Linked DNA regions of Mus musculus: region 2 is linked to region 1. Evidence: chromatin loops called from intact Hi-C (ENCODE). Cell type or tissue: heart. All regions are shown on one strand. Links, peaks and the distances in the headings refer to the core of each region. The heading gives the core; the rest is flanking DNA. Region 1 holds the start of Gm30754 (a long non-coding RNA gene). Region 2 overlaps Tmem117 (transmembrane protein 117).

Region 1 (8,333 bases), core at 51-8,050:
TGTGTGCATGGTGTGCATGCATGTTCACTCGTGTGTGCATGCAGGTGTACATGCATGCTTGAGTCTATGACTGTGAAGACCCAAGGTTGATATGGGCTATCTCCCCCTGCTCCTTTCGTTCTCTGCCTGATATACTGAGGCACGGACTCTCACTTGAATGCAGAGCTGACTGATTTAGCTAGTCTGAAGAGCCAGATTGTCCCAGTCTCTCTCTCTCTCTCTCTCTCTCTCTCTCTCTCTCTCTCTCTCTCTCTCTCTCTCTCTCTCTCTCTCTCTCCCTTCTAAGTATAGACATCACAGGCAGCTGTCACCTCCACTCAACAAGTACATAGGTGCTGGAGACGTCACTGGAGATGTCGCTGGAGATGCGAACTCCCATCCTCTAATTTACACTGCAATTTTTTAACCAGCTGAACCATCTCCAAGCCCCCTTACCCCATATAATTTCATTGTCTGTACTTTGAGATGAGCTTTAGATTTACCACATACATTTCTTGATAAATTCATCTTTTGAGCTTGCACAAACATATAAAATATGCAGATGATGTAAACACATAAATATAGGTTAAAGAATGTAGACTTTTATCCAAGCCTAGATTCAAATTCTTCTCTGCTGAACACTTTGGGAAACAGACCAACAAAGATCCTGTCTAAATTTTTTTTATTTATGCTAGACAATGCTCAGGATGGAATGAAATGGTACAGGCAAGCATGTGCCACATTCTGTCATACACTCTAGTTCTAGTACCATACATATTATTATTTATTATGTATATTTGCATGATAAATTGAATGTATATTATATTATACTATATTATATACTATATATGTATATATGATATATAATATTTTATATAGATATGTAATGTATATGTAATATATAAAATTAAGACAGAGTATTATTATGTAGCTCTGGCTCTCTAGGAGCTCTCCATGTAGACCAGGCTGGCCTTGAATTCACAGAGATCCCCCTGCCCCTGCCCCTGCCCCTGCCCCTGCCCCTGCCCCTGCCCCTGCCCCTGCCCCTGCCCCTGCCCCTGCCCCTGCCCCTGCTCCTGCCCCTGCCCCTGCCCCTGCCTGTGCTAAAGGCAAGTGCCACCATGACAAGTTCCTAAATGGTGTTTTTAACGTGCGCTGAAGCCCAGAACCCTTGCTTTCTTTGTGGTTATTTCTGTAGTTATTCCTACGAAAAGATAAACAGTACTTAACAATCACATGATCATGCCCACAGCTGGATCTCCTAACGTATGTTCGTTCTATGCATTTATGGCTAAGATCTTAGCAATGTAAAACGTAACTATAAAAATGTGCCTTTTCTTGATGGAATACAAATAGCTAGCCATGACCACTGAAGAAAATTCATGTCCCAGACAAATATTCTGGCAAATAATCTTATTTGGAATATAACAACAACAACACCAAAGATGTAAATAGGAATCATGCATGGTCTGTTTTGGTCAGGCCTCTCACCGATTTAAACATGTGAAATTAATGTCCAGTGCGTACTCAGGGTTCTTCCATGCATATCTGTATATGTTAACTAAGGCACAAGACTTGTCCTGTGAATAATAAATGTATTGGACAGAAGAAAACTTAGTCCAATTTAACCTCCAAAATTCTGTAGTTCAATATAATTTATGTCCTAAGACATCTTATTCATTTGGTGCATTTATACTGATTGTAGAACGGTAAGTCTGGTGAATGTTTGTCTTTTTATCTTTGTATGTGTGTTCAAGACTTTCTCGGTCTTAGGAGTGGGCCATCTCTTCCTTCTTCTGTCCCCTATGAGAGGACAGGATGCATGAAATTATGTAGCTGTAGACTACAAGAGTGCTTGCTGCATACCTGTCCACGATGATATTCGTTCTGCCTGCAACACATGCCTCCAAGTATATGCTGTAAGATCTAGAAGGTTAGGCTCTCTGAAATGAATGTACAATGAATGAATAATGGGGTCTTTTTTAGTTTTCATAATTTCAACGTGATAATTCAACTGTCCCTATCTGGAAACGATGACCAAAAAAAAAACCAAAAAAACAAAAAAAAAAAAAAAACAAAATCTAGTAATGTTAAATACATCTCTTTTTCTAGAATTCAAAATCAGCCTCCAGAGTTACACGCTATTGAACCTACTATAATCCAGGCTATTATAACCGGGAAATCAATGCCGTTTAGACTTCCCTTCTGTAATATTATAAGGGGAAATGCGATACTGCTCTGAGAAACAAGATAGGGAAGCTCTTCTTACAGTAGAGTCTATCACCGATCTAGCTTTTGAACTGAAAATCAGGAAAACCTGCAGGAAACAACTCAGAGACAGGTGGAAACAAAGACTCGGAGGTAGGCGGAAGTGACGACTCCTGGAGACAGGTGGACTCATGAGGCCACTTTCCATTCTCCTCTGGGCAAAACCCAGAAGCAGAAAGCCAAGTTAGAGATCGCGGAAGACTGTGTGGAACACTCCCTAGCACATAGGTTATTAGATCACAGACTGGCTCCGCTAATTCTCCCTACCGTCGCCCATCAGCTGCTGGGACTTAAGGTTGCTTCCCCTGTATTTCAGCACCTTGAACTCCTGATTCGCTGAGTTCCTGGCTTAAGGAGCGCTTCGCAGAGAAGTATGGAAACCACATTCCTCTTGGTGGAGTGATGCCCTGCTCAGAAGTACTTTCAAACTGAAAGAAGAGATGGCAGGAAATAAGAAAAGTTACAGAGAGAAACGAGAGAGGCGTGCGGTCCTTTAAAATGCCACGGGGACAACTCTGTCCCTTACTCTATTAACATTTTATCAAAATGTGAATCAAGGCCATAAAAGCATGTTTAAACATTAAGATTAAGGAAAAACAGAGTTTTTTTTTTAAAGTAAGCTAAGAAGGGTGGCAATGAAGATATGATTAGAGATCACATAAATTAGCAACAAAAAATATAATTTAAAATTTTATTTTATTTTCAGGAAATGGAATGAAAAATGTCCCCAGCGCTTACTTAATGGGTTTTCTACTCCCGTGGGGAACTTAATATTCACAGAAACACTTAGGACCAGCCATAAGAAATTGGATAGAAACACAATCTATTTGTATAACTTTACCTGTCCATTTTCAAGTACAGATAGGAAGAAAAAAATGGGAGTTCTTTTTCTTTTCAGCAGCACAATGGGGGCACAGTTAAGAGTCTCCTAATAGCCACAGTGAAACCTTCTACCCTGCACTTTCAAACTACTAAACGCATATATAGATCTCTGCTGCAAAACAAAACAAGATAAGTAAACTAGAAAGCACACATAGGTTTCTCTCTGCTCATGTTCCTCTTTAGAAATTAGCAACCTCGCTCAAGACAAGCAGAGACGTGGTTCTAAATTTAGCTCATAAAATTAATGGCTCTGAAGAAAAGACTCTCACACTTGCATGCATAGAGCTGACAGAAGCAAATTTTATGCAAATAAGGAACAAGAAAATACCTCAGTCAATTTCTGGTCTTAGAAGAGACTGAATCTTGTCAGGACAGATGAGTGGAATCCACAACTCAACATGTCTCTCCCAAGGTACTCTGGGACAACAAATTCATCCATTAACATAATTTATAGTTTGAAAAAGTTAATTTTTTTTAACTCAAAGAAATGGTGTGGTTTCTTGTTAGTTGACTCCAAAATATTTAAATCGTGCTCACTGCTTTCAGTAGTGGGAGATGCTCTCAGTACTGTCAGCTTTATAAAATTCCTAAGCCATCCTGGTTATTTAAGACCATAAGTTTGAATTTGGGTCTTGTCAAGTCAGGAGCATCCCAAGTGGAAATAAATGGATATTTTCAATGTTACCCTCACCTTTATTCCCCCATTTAATGGCAATCTGACATTGTGTTGTAAAAGCATGAGTTCGCAGCAGAAATCTGTTCTCTTAAATGACATCTTGTCTATTCAGGTACTTCAACAGAGACCTGGAAAGATTTCTTTCCCGGGGTAGATTCCTAGGCACGGCTTGTAGTAAAATTGCTTTCTCCAGTTGTTTAGAACCATATGCCTTTTGTTTAGTTCTATCTCTGCCTGACACTCTAAGGAGAGTATGTCAGGAGCAATATTTATATTCATCTAGATGTGGGCCTTATCATAACATCTTAACCTGCTCAGAATGACCAGGATGCCTGAGTGGCCCTGGCAGGCTAGAGAACAGAATCCAGTTTTCAAATTTCTTCAATTTATTTTAAACACTTAGTGGACTTGGGGTTAGATAAATTTTTAATCAGTCCATTCCACCTAGAGTCAACGAATCAGATGCCAGAGAAGTTAATGCAGAGGTTGCATCATAGTTTGGGGGGCCAGGTGGTGTTTTTATTTTTTTGTTTCTTTAATAACTTAAAAAATGTTATATGTTACACAGACAGCAGCACCCCACAAAGGTCCTGTGTTAAAGGCCTTGGTCACCAGCTGGTGGCAGTGTTGAGAGGCGATTGGATCAAGAGGATTCTGACTTCAACAGTGTGTTAACCAATTGATACAGAACTGGAGGCGGACTTCAAAGCACAAACACAGGGCCTCCTCCTGACTCAGTGTTTTCAAGGTGACACTAAGTCACACCCTTCTGCCATGATATTCTCCCTCAACAGAGGCCAGATCCATGGAACTGAAATTTTCCCTGCTGTTTTCCCATCTCAGAGATGAAAAACTAGAATACCTCCTGCTCCTGACTAATTGAGAGGATAAAACAACCCTAACACAGTCACTTTTAGAAACCCAGGACGTCCGGATGTTTCTGCTCCGATCAAATCGTCAAAGAGCGATAGCTCTTGGACTAGGATGGTTGAGTCTTTGTTTGTTTGAAACTACATTCCAGATGCAGAGCTGACCAAAACCTCTGTTCTTTCAGCCACATTTTATCCCATCCACTTTGCCAGGCACGCGCAGCTAGTGGACCGAAGGTAAGTGAAGAAAGCAGAAACCGTCATAGATTAGGAAAGATCAAAGCGACGAGGATTCTAAATGAGCAGAACACCTCTGCCAGCCATGACCACCCACCCACAAGCCAAACGGTACAGTGCGGACCTCCTCTACTGCGCCGCCTTCCCAGCGAGCTGGGAAGCCCCCAGCTCATAGCTAGAGTGCTGTATGAGGTGGTAGGCATGGGCTCTGATCGTATAATCCTCATCACATTCACAAAATTAGTTATTTTCAACTTTCTTCCAAGCAAAGCAATCTGTATGGGTAGAAGTCCCACTCAACATACTGAACCTTGAGACCCCCTCGGGACGGCCTCTGTTCGGTGGGGGGCGGGGGCGGGGTAAGGTCGTGATGAGCACAGGATGTGCAAACAAGCAGAGCTTCCACTCAAGCGTCCCAGAATTTGGCACACCAAAGTTTAAAGCCATAACCATTTGAAAAGTACAGTGCGGATTCGGGAGGCAGACTGGACATACGGGAACTTCACTCCTTTTCTGTCTTGCTCTGCCTTCCCATTCTGGTTCACAGCCAGCTATCTGGCCTCGCTATCATCATGGTCTTCCGTGTTCAGAAGTGACACTGCTGTGAAGACTATCGGTATTATTTCGCAGTGACGAAATGTTGATTGCCCAGTCAGCCAGCAGTTTTTTTCCACTTGGCACTTGTGGAGAGGCACTCCTTTGGTTTATGGCTATTGTAGCATCTTTGCAGCCTGTTACTGCTTATGGCTCTGGGCTCTTCACCTTGTATGCTACCTGACACCTTCACTCCTACCAAGTGACCTACTTTTCACTTCAGGGTCCTGAGCGGCTGGTTCCTGGCATTTTATAAGCAGGCTGCCTCGCCTGAAAGCTTACCTCCCTGTATCCTCATAACACCTCCTCTGCCTTCAGCACTTAGCTCTGCTTCAGTTCCTCAGACACCGACACCAGGGGATTCTGTTGTCAGAACCAAGGCCACAGGCACTGGTGAAACTCAGACTTCCCCGAATCCCTAAATAGCTTTGAACAACCTGCCCCAAGACTTAAAAGTCCTTAATTTCTAAACCACTAACAGATTTATATCCAAACATTAAGATATTCAAAAATCAACAAAAAGCATACATGGAAACAATAAACATAACATAGTATCAGGCACTTAATATAGTATATAGCATACATATCATATAGAATAAGTATAATAGACTAATAAACAAGTAATATGTGCTTGCAATATGATTATCTGTAAGAATTGCCCCCCTCCCCCAGTCATGTGTAAGATTCATTTTTGTCCCAATTTTTGCAAAGGAAGAAGCTGAGAATTCTAAGAGGTAGGTAATTTTTATTCTGAACCCTACATCTTGCAAGTGACAGAGTGAGATTTGAACCCAGGAGTATGTGAACCCAGAGCCAAGGTCACTACCCTGAACATTAATAATATATCAAAAACAACCTTGATCAGGACTTTACTTCCAGCACAGGGCCTGCGGGGCGGGGGTGGGGTGAGGATGGGGGGCAGGGCGGAGTGCAATAAAAGTTTGATGAATCAGTGAGCAAGTACCTTGCTGTGAATCAGTCTACTGGATTGGCTTCCAATTACCCGTTGTCCTAGTTAGCTTTCTGTTGCTGTGATAAAACACTGACCTAAAGCATTTGGCTGGGCTGGGTGTTTCATCTTACACTTCCAGGTCATCACTAAGGGAAGTCAGGCAGGCACACAAGGCCGGAATCTGGAGGTGGGACCTGAAGCGGAAACCTCAGAGGAGGGTCGCGAACTGCATTTTTATCTCTAGCACTCTCAGTTGGCTCTCTTGGACCCCGGGACCACCTGCCCCCAAGTGGCACCGCCCACATTTGGCTGGCCACTCCCACGTCAATCCTTAACCCAGAAAATTCCTCAGAAATAAGCCGACAGGCCAGTCTAATTCCTCAGGTGAGGTTCCTCCAGTTTGTGGAATGTAAGGTGGACCTGTGAAGCCTTGACCTGGTTAGTTCGATTAGTGTGGGGGAGGGGTGGGAGGTGGGCGTGGTGCAGAAGCAGAGGATGCAGCACAAGGGGGCCTTGTAGAGACACAAGGGGAGTGGGGGGGGGGGGAGCCAAGACAGCAACAAAACAAAGCGCCATAATGGTCAAAGCATCCTGGTGACGTTTACAGAAAAAAAAAAATGACCCGGTAATGATACATCCCCCAAAATAAGGGTCGCAATACCTACCATCTGCTAACTCGGCCCCTTCTCTCTCTTGTTTACCAACTCTCATGCAGCATTACCCAACTAGGTAGCCTCAGAAATGACACTAGGAGCCCTGGAGATTTTCTCACTGGGAACTACTTCCTTCTGAAGGCACTCACACTGAAACCTTCAATGTGCCATTTAACGTGCTTAGAGGTGTGTAACATCACTCACGAACATCATTTAATACTTCAAGTGTGCTTTGTGTTCCAGGCCTGAGCCGTCTCGAACAGACCATGTTACACTTCAAGGAGTTCTTTATTCCATCTCCTTTATCAGCATCCAAAATTCGCGGACCAGTGTGAATACACTGCAGAACTCACCGGGGACCTCACCCTCCTATTATCTTTCACAATAGCACAGTGGAAAATACCAGGCCACAGACAATGGCCACCTAAGAAAGCAAGACCGAGGTTAAACAAGAGGATCCTTCTCTGATTGGAGCCAGGGAAGTCGAGGGCTATGGTTACTTGGATATCTGCTCCTCTGTGAAAAAGCAACGTCTGGAGAGACATCAGCCAATGTTCTAACCTCTTGAAGTGAGCTGCTCTGAGGAGTGTAATGAACCCTGACGAGAAAAATGAACCTATAAGGCCAAAGTAAGATTGTCTCCAAAAAAATTCTGATGGGAGGGGGTGAGCATGACACCCATTAAAAAAAAAAAAAAAAAAAAAAAAAAGCCTGAAGAGAAAGTATGGAGGGTCAGGGGGTGGGCTCAGGGGGTGGGCTCCTCAGAGCACAACCTCCAGGGCAGCCTGGGGAGACACCATACAGAACTCTACTTGAGTCCTAGTATCTAAACTGGTCAGAATTCTCAAAGATGGGGGGCTAGTCCTACACCAGGAGACAAGACGCACCTGGACAAATCTGAACTTGAGAAACCCTTGCCTGAGAGTAGAGACTGGTATTATAGAGTTCCCCATTTCTTTGCACTAGTAATTGGTTTTCACGTGACTCTTCCCTTGGGGACGATGTCTGCTGTCTCTGTTTTCTTTTCAATTTGATTTTTGTTCTGAGACGGCATTTCACACTAGCCTAGGCTGCTCTGGATCTCACTATGTAAAGCAGGCTGGCCTCAAATTTGTGGTATTCCTCTTGCTTCTAACTCCAGAGTGCTGGGGCCATGGCCTTAAACATTTTGTACTCCGCTGTCACTTAATGTAGCAAATTTACTCAGCTGTCACTTAATGTAG
Region 2 (8,333 bases), core at 142-8,141, 60 kb before region 1:
TTTTGAAATGACGATTACAGTCTTCCCTCATCACCTCTCTCCTTGATGGCTGGAGGATGGCTCAGTGGGTAAAGCACTTGACATGCAAGCATGAGGTTGCAAATTTGTATCCTCAAACCCCACATAAAAGCATATGCAGCAAGTGCCCTTTATCCCCACCGGCCTCCCAGAAGACAGAGACTTGGGGGGGGATGGGGGAGGGGTGTCACATGGATCCCCAGAGCAAGCTGGATGGCTGAACTAGCCATGAGCAAACTCTGGGTTCAATTGAGACACCATCCATTGCATTGAGAGATCAAGCCTCAGTTGACTTAAAGAACAATGGATGAAGACCCTCCCCCACAGTGTCAATCTCTGACCTACACATGTATGAGAACACAAACAGAAACTACATGCACATGACACACACATACACGTGCAAAAATAAATCTCTCTTTTAAAAAAACAAACACACTGGGGGACTGGTGAGATGGCTCAGCGGTTAAGAGTACCGGCTGCTCTTCCAGAGGTCCTGGATTCAGTTCCCAGCAACCACATGGTGGCTCATAACCATCTATAGGGAAATCTGACGCCCTCTTTGGGCAGGTGGATATATATGCAGCAGAGCACTCAAACATTAAATAAATAAAATTTTTTTAAAATGTAGTGTGTGAAAGTGGAAAAACATAAACTGATTTCAAACGAATCTATGTCAGTCCTGCCTTAGTCCAGAACTTAGATGGCCATGAGCTACCTCATCTCTTTGACCCTGTCTCTTCACTACTAAACAGCACACACCCCATTATAGTTCTGTAATGATTTACAAAGGTAGCATGCACGTAGTCGGGGCTTCAGACGTATCAATGGGGTTTGGTCACTGGGCCATCAGTTTAATGCTGCCTTCCTTTATCATAGATCTGCATCTGTTCTCATGGGGCAGAGCCCTGATAATGGAGCTCGGGCAGCTACACACCAGAGGGTGTGGCTCAGTGATAAGGCTCAACATATACGAGGCACTGGTTTTGAACCTCAGCACCATAAAAATCAGTAAAATATATCCTGGAAATGTAGTTCAGTTGGGAAGTACTCTTCTAACACAAAGTCCTGAGTTCAGTCCCCTGCACTGCACGAGCCAGGTAAGGTGGCACACATCTAAATCACAGCACTTAGAGATGGAGACAAAAGAATCAGAAGGCAGAAGTCACCTCAGGTACACAGCCAGTTCCGGCCTGGACCACATGGGGCCATGTCTCAGAACAAATTAGCAAACAATTATCTGGTATAAGCAGGTACTAGTCTTTATATGGCATCAGACACCGAATAGGAACGCAACTATTTCCTGGGTAGTTGCAGCACCTCAAGTACAATGTGGGACTTATTACATTTAACATTTCACTTAGTCTTCCACACAGCTCTGTAATGCAGGTCTGATGGCTTTCTTGCAGATGTGCAGTTGACAACTCTCAGAGGAAGAAAATATTCCAGGGTGACACATCTAGCCAGGGACAGAACCAATACTTGAACTTCAATTTTCCACCTTTGGGGCCTTGTACACCGTGGTACCTTTTCATAGACTTGCCCAAAGAGAAACCATTCTTGACTTGCCAGTGATGCAAACCATATGGAACTGGGTTGGAGACCTTGGTCTTCACGGGACAGCTGAAGGGAAGCTCTGCCCAGCACAAGAGCTCAGCTCCAACAGTCTCACAGCTGCACGCCTTGGCTTCACACCCTGTCTCCATTGCAGCCTCAAGTAGCCTCAGTCTTTCCTGGGTTTGGGGGACACCCGGCCCTCAGCCTGAGCCTAAGTGGGGATTAGAACACATGCCAACCCTTCTACCTCAGGGCCTCGGCAGTGAGCCCAGCAAGCTGATGCTTTTCCAGTCATGTTCCTGTCACTCCAAAGCAGGGGTCCCTTCTCTGAGATGCTAGCTATGTTTCCAAGGCCGAAAGACACGTCACCAAGCACGCCAAACCTGTAGCTGAGCCTCTCGAAAGCCTCATTGTGCAAAACCCTGTGATTGCCACTCAGTTGTCTTCCGACCTTTGAATTTTTCATGATATTATCTCAACAAGCCGCACCGCTCTGTTTCAATCAGTTTCCTGGGAAATGGTGGAGACAGAAAACCTTCCTCCCCATCCCTCGGGTGCATTAAAACCATCACTCTCCAGGGACTATGAGCAGGATGTCAACTAGCATTCCCTCCCAGGAAACCTCTGAACGACTGGAGTCTAGTGCTGCCCAAGCAACGATGCTGCTTCCTGGTTCAAGGAAGAACGACAGCGGGTACATCCACTCAACCCAACCCCTCGCTAGAGTAGACTAGGGCTCTACATCTCTATGGTGCCAGAGCACAGTGCGGAGGGGACCCACAGCCTGTTGTCCCTGAAGCCCTCATGTTGACATGGGGCAGAGTTAACTTGTGCTCTAGTACCCAGTACCTGCCTGGACTAGGACCCACACACAAAGCTGATTGTTTACAGCTCAGGAGGACAGGTGGGTCCCTGCTCTCCAGGGACTGTGCTTGCTGCTAATCCACGGGGGTTTTCCAGTTCCCTGCTTTGTTCCTCAAGTGGGAAAACAAAACCAGCAGGAATGAGATCTGGCGCAGACGGCTGTCTGGAAGATCCCCTGAGCTCCCTACACAAGCCGAAGGCAGCTGTCACCTTTGGTCACAATACTGAATGGAGACCCTCTCCACAAAAGTTCTTATTGGACTGAACGCCACAGAAAACAGACTTCTGCTGATGCCAACAAGAACCAAACAACCATGAGCAAAAACAAATACCGTAGATCTAAAAGATGAATTGGAGAAAGAATAAAGAGATTTTTTTTTCACCTCATCAAGGAATTTATTTAATAAACAACGAGAGCAGTAAATGCAATATTAAACACAGCGCTCTAACAGTCTGTCACCACAGAGACGCTTATGAGTATACTTTAATTATTAAGCAGTTGATGATGTTTTCCTAAGAATGAAACACTTATTTCAGTCCTTTCCTGCTTGGGGAAGAAAGGGCTCCTTTTGCTATGGCCTGACTCGGACACTGTTCCCTCCCTGAGGGCGGGGCTGGCTGTCCAGTGCCTTCGTTTTTCTAGTCTTTCATCAAACCCTGATATTTGTGTTGTATTTTCCGCCAGAATGCTCTCTTGAATTTTAGGGAGGACTCAAAGAAGGTCGGAGGCACAAGTCAGGTACAATTTTAGAAGTGGGAGGCCAGGTCGGACACCCTGAGAGATAAGCAGCTGAGCCATCCCTTACAGGTACTCACAACTGCTCTGACCTCCTCTTGGGAAGGTGATAAAGGCTTTGGGGGAATTGTTAGCGAGCCGCCTCGATATCATACTTTTATTGATCTGGACTGAAGTAATCCAAATCACGAGAGACCTATTGTTGTCCACTTTAAGACCTCAGTAGTCCAGTAGTTATTTTGACAAGCTCTGAATAGGAAATGGGGTGTTGAAGAGGTAGGAATTGAGTAATTAATCTTTGTGTGTCCATATAACATAACTGTACAAGGACAAGAAACAAGAGACCCACAATCAGAAGCCTTCGGGCCATGTCTCCTTTCAAAAGCCATGTCTGCAAAATGACACTGTTACTTTCGGTTTGTGTTGTTTTCTGCTAAAACAGGGTCCCACTAAGCAATCCAGGCTGAACCTGCGCTTGCAGAAATCCTCCTGTCGCAGCATCTCCAATGCTGGAATTACATACATTTAAAATATAACTAGCTCTAAAATCAGTCCTTGGGAAAAAAAAAAAGTAACATGACTTTTTTTATACAGTACCTGTTCACAGTTATCTAAGGAAAATTACTTGTATGAATTAATAATATTTAAACCCCTGAGTTTCTCATAGGAAAACTGCAGAAATGTAGAACCCTCATTTTTATAATATATTTTTTAAACCTTAATTTTGAAAGGAAAACAAAAATTCAAATGAAAACCTGGCATTTTAACATCTCTACAGGAGGAGATTCATCCGAAAACTGGGATGAGACAGTTCCAAGAGAAGACACGGCAGAGAAGAGACTTTCTGTCCCAAAGAAAAAGGGATTTTCTTTTTCTTTCTCCACCGGACCCCCAAATGTCTACTACGCAGTCAGTCGAGAAAAACAGAATAAACTGCTATAGTTGTCACATTCCACAAGATGGCGCTCACCCTTAGGAAGAACGCCCCCTTCACATACATACTGAACTTAAACCAACTTTTTATAATGAAACCTCTTAGAGATGAACAAACCTTTGAAGTAGCTCTAAAGGAAATTTTAATGTCAGACATTAACAATTAATGTTTCCAGAAAGCGCAAGCCTCTTTAAGAGAAAAACCAGGCATACAATTAGGTAATTTGATAAATAAGGTCGAAGGGGCTAAAAACACTGTAGTGCTTATAGCTATTTATAGCCATGCCATGAGACTGAGACACAATGCAAATATGTAATTAAATGTTTGTAACAATCATACATTATGTTCTTAACAGCAACTGATACTGCATTTAGCCCAACGTGTCCAAAATATTAACATTTCTACCTGCAAGCAATGTAACAGCAAAGGTTCTCTGGTTCCCTGTGTGACTTTGCTGCACAGTTCACACCTGCAGGACTGTGTGGCAGCCACTTCATCCTACAGTGCACACCTGGAGAGTCTAGCCCGTGTCGGTCGACACCAAACCCAACATCTGACTGCTACAGTAAACATTCAGCCCGTACTCTTAGATCCCATAAAACATACCCACAAAAAATGTAAACAGACTTTCCCTGCTTGCAAAGCAGGCAAGCGGACAAACGCATTCTGTGTGCAGAGCATATGAAAATAACCACCCTTCCCTCTCTAATCTTTTAGTTAAATAACAGCCTATAAAATAAATCCTGGCCTTGTTTAATTGCAGCTGTCTTATTGACACTGTCAAGCACAAAATACATAATAGGAAAGTGTAACCGAACAAAGCCTACAAGCTCCCCTATGGAAAGTGGGCAGTATATCTCATGGACATGATACAGTAAGCAAGCAGCAGAGGGTCGGTTTAACCAACACTACAGATCTCACACCTCTCCACTGAACCAACTCACATAGATTTTCCTGACGAATAGACACAAAAGGTGATCTCCATTCTCATTTTATAACATTTAACTTATATATAAAGAAATAAAAGGAGCCACTTGTTGATACAAAAGAATTATTAAAACTGAAAGGGGTAGCTGTCTTATTCAGCTATACCGTCTTTAAAGTAGACAGGGCTTTTTTGTTTCGGTTTGGTTTGGTTTTGGAGGTTGTTTGTTTGTTTGTTTGTTTGTGTTTGTTTTGGAACAAAGGCACAAGTTTAAAAGAAAGATGTGTTTCTTTTGCAAGATGTGTTTGTGCAGAAGCAAAATGCCATCAGTGAGAAAGCACAGAACCAACACCCAGCCCGCCCTCCCTCCCTCCGTCCCTCCCTCCCTCCCTCCCCCTCTCCCCCAACCCTTGCTCACCCAGCCCGCCCTCCCTCCCTCCCTCTCTCCCTCCCTCCCTCCCTCACCCAGCCCTCTCTCTGGAAGACAGAAAGCTAGGGGTGGGGAGGGAGGGCTGTCTCTGAGTTTATGGGCCAATCTCCAGGGATCCTGCACCTGGGCTCAGGGCACCTCACTAACTGACTCTGAGCAAAGTCTTTGTGTGTATGTTTTGGGGGTAGGAGGTGGAAGGGTGAAGACTGTACTCCCAGAAGGAGTGGCACACACTTGCAATTCCTTACAACCCCCAAACAGCTGCAAACCTCACAACCCCACAAAACAGCTTTGACATTGGATTCCCGAGCTAAGGCGCACTGAGTCTTTTTGCACACAAAACAAAACATTAAAAAAAATCAAACTAGTTATAAACAAAAAGTTATTAGTTTTCTAATTGTAGGATAGCTCTGGTTTTATACATACCGTTCAAGTAAGAGAATGCCATCCAGGAAGGGCTGAAAATTAATTTTTAAAAAGACATGCTGACTGGGATGCTTGCTGCCAACCTAGACAGCTGGAGTCCGATCCCTGGGACACACATGGTAGGAGAGAACGAATTCACACGAAATTCCTCTGGCCTCGACATACATGCTATGGTGCACACGCACACATACACACAATTTTTTAAAAACAAGATGCAGCTTCCAAATTTGTAATTTATGGCAGCCTTTAATCATGCCAACTGTTTGATCTTCAGTTTGGAGACATAAGGAGAGGCATTGGGACTTCACTGTATAATGAAGTATAAGTGAGAAGCCGGTTTTCTGGAAGAAACGCTACAGACAGACTCCAGTGGTTTGAAGGAAGCTTTGATTTTTACTCTGACACAGGGCACATCTGTGCATCCCGATGCACACAGGTTTCTTTCCTAATGCCCACGTACTAAGCTTCATGTGGCACTGGGCTCGCCAGATGGAACTCTGTCATTCTGGCTGCAGTGAAGCCAGCCTCCTGGGGGCTGGGCAGTGGCTTCTGTAGCAGGGTGGCTCGGTGAGCCAGCAGCTCTCAATTATTCATGACAACACTGAGAGGCTAGGAGCAGGCTACCTCAAATGCAGAAAAAACTAATTAGCACTCATCTGGGTTGGATAAATCTGGGATGGATTAAACCGAGCCCATGTATAAACCATGCCAAGACAGAGTCTACAGGAAGGAGTCGGGCTCCTTAAAATACAATGCAGAACGGTCCAGAATCCAAACATGGCAGGCAAAGTGAGGAAGAGGCCTGGGGGGCGCCTCTCTCCGTTAAGCTGCACGCACTGGTGACTTCTCTCACAAGAGGACCTCTGTGTTTGCTCCTCTAGAATGGGGCCCGCTGTGGGGTAACTTGGAGAGTGAATTCCCTCTGGTCCAGCAAGCACAGGGCCTGACACACCACAGTAGGCTGCAGCCAAGGCCACAGTGGAAAACTGTTGACCATACATGTCTGGGTTCTAGGCCCAAATTGGAGTCTTTGAACTTTTAGCAGGCAGAGCAGGCCAACCAATGTTACAGTCGAGGCAGAAAATAAGAAAGAGATTGAAGGATGCATTTGGGGAAGAAATCCTACTGCAAATGGTCCCGAGTAAGTAACGGAGATTTAAAAAAAAAAAAAATGTACAAGCCAAACAACAGCACATGAGCTAAGCAAAGGGACTGACTTCCAGTATCTTAAAAGGAAGCAGGTCATTGTGGTCAGGATTCTAAGCAGCCAGGGCTTGGGCAGGCAAGCATGGGGATCTATGTAAAATCCAGCTTGCCTCTAACTCCATTACACACACGCTCGCGCGCGCACACACACACACACACACACACACACACAAACCTCTTGAGTTCCTGTCCTAAGTTTAAGCAAATCTCAAGGCTACAAGCTACCATATGTATTTCATTTCTTAAAAGCAGATTACTTATAAAAAATAATCTGGGACAGCTTGTGTTTATTGCGTGCTGCTCAAAACGAGTGACACTGCCTTGTTCCTTGACAAAGACAATTTGGTATGGTTTGCTTTTGCTAGGTGGTTCCCTTGGGCCTCTCCTATTGCTTCAGCAACTGCATATCGAATACCAAAGGCTCTTTTATTACTGGTAAAGTGCAATTCCTACCTGCATCCCTAGAGGGGCTTTGGTCACCTGGCCTCACTCTGTCCCACTGGGTCCAATTTGATAGCAGGATTAGACTCCCAGAAGTGAGAGATTTCAGTGCGGGTTTAGCTGGTGAAGGAGCCAGCACGTTGGAGAGTGTTTTTAGTTAACACAGCGCATGTGAGCTACTGGTCCTGCCTGAAGTCACAAGGGACTTAAGCTGATGAACAAGTCACATAAAAAGAAAACCAAAAGCACAACACCAGTTACGCAAGAGTCTGTGTACACTAAACACAGAAAGACGACACAGTATAGGTTAGGAAGAGCAAGCTAGCTGTGCTGCCCTGCTCACCAGGATTCAACACGGATTTATAAAACTTGCTGACATCCTACCCAGGGGTGGGGGGAGGGGAAATGGAGAATCTCTTCCTATTTAATGGAACAGGAAGACAGAGTGTTCTCTTTGTTTTCATCCCTTCTGCGATGTTATTGAAGAAGAGAGGTTCATCCTCAGGACCAGGGAGATGACTCAGTGGGTACTTACTGCCAAGCCGGGTGACTGCGGTTCAAGCCCAGAATCCTTATGTTGAAAGGCAAGCTGTCCTCTGACCTCCACACTGGAGCTTGACATGTGTATGAGGCATGCGCGCACACACACACACTCACCATAAAGAATATATATGAGAGATAAGATCGCATGTAGCCCAAGCTGGCCCGCAGAGACAAGGATAGCCCTGAATTTCTGACTCTCTTGCCTCCTCCGCAGGGCTGGATTAGACCTGTGTGTGCCACAGCCTGGTGTTATGCA

Evidence for each region. Hi-C counts contacts between places; a loop is a spot of excess contacts. Peaks named below come from ENCODE experiments on the same cell type or tissue, not always from the same donor. Only the 100,000 strongest peaks of a DNase experiment are listed, where the experiment ranks them.
Region 2: it touches region 1 in a loop (2.5-fold over the local background); 4 of 42 quality-filtered maps call a loop at or near these places.

The regions. Positions count from the first base shown.
Region 1 is chr15:94,597,653-94,605,985 of GRCm38, reverse strand. It overlaps Gm30754 (a long non-coding RNA gene), which reads left to right and starts at 6,561. Exons shown (of 4, transcript XR_384359.3): 1 at 6,561-6,841; 2 at 7,354-7,739. In heart, for the core only: a CTCF peak has its summit at 4,419 (motif pointing right); no DNase peak of the experiment used is centred there; H3K4me3 peaks cover 284 bases.
Region 2 is chr15:94,657,412-94,665,744 of GRCm38, reverse strand. The region is part of intron 2 of Tmem117 (transmembrane protein 117); the gene reads right to left. Among named protein-coding and RNA genes, the nearest start is that of Gm25546, 20 kb to the left of the region's middle. In heart, for the core only: a CTCF peak has its summit at 4,136 (motif pointing right); no DNase peak of the experiment used is centred there; H3K27me3 peaks cover 339 bases.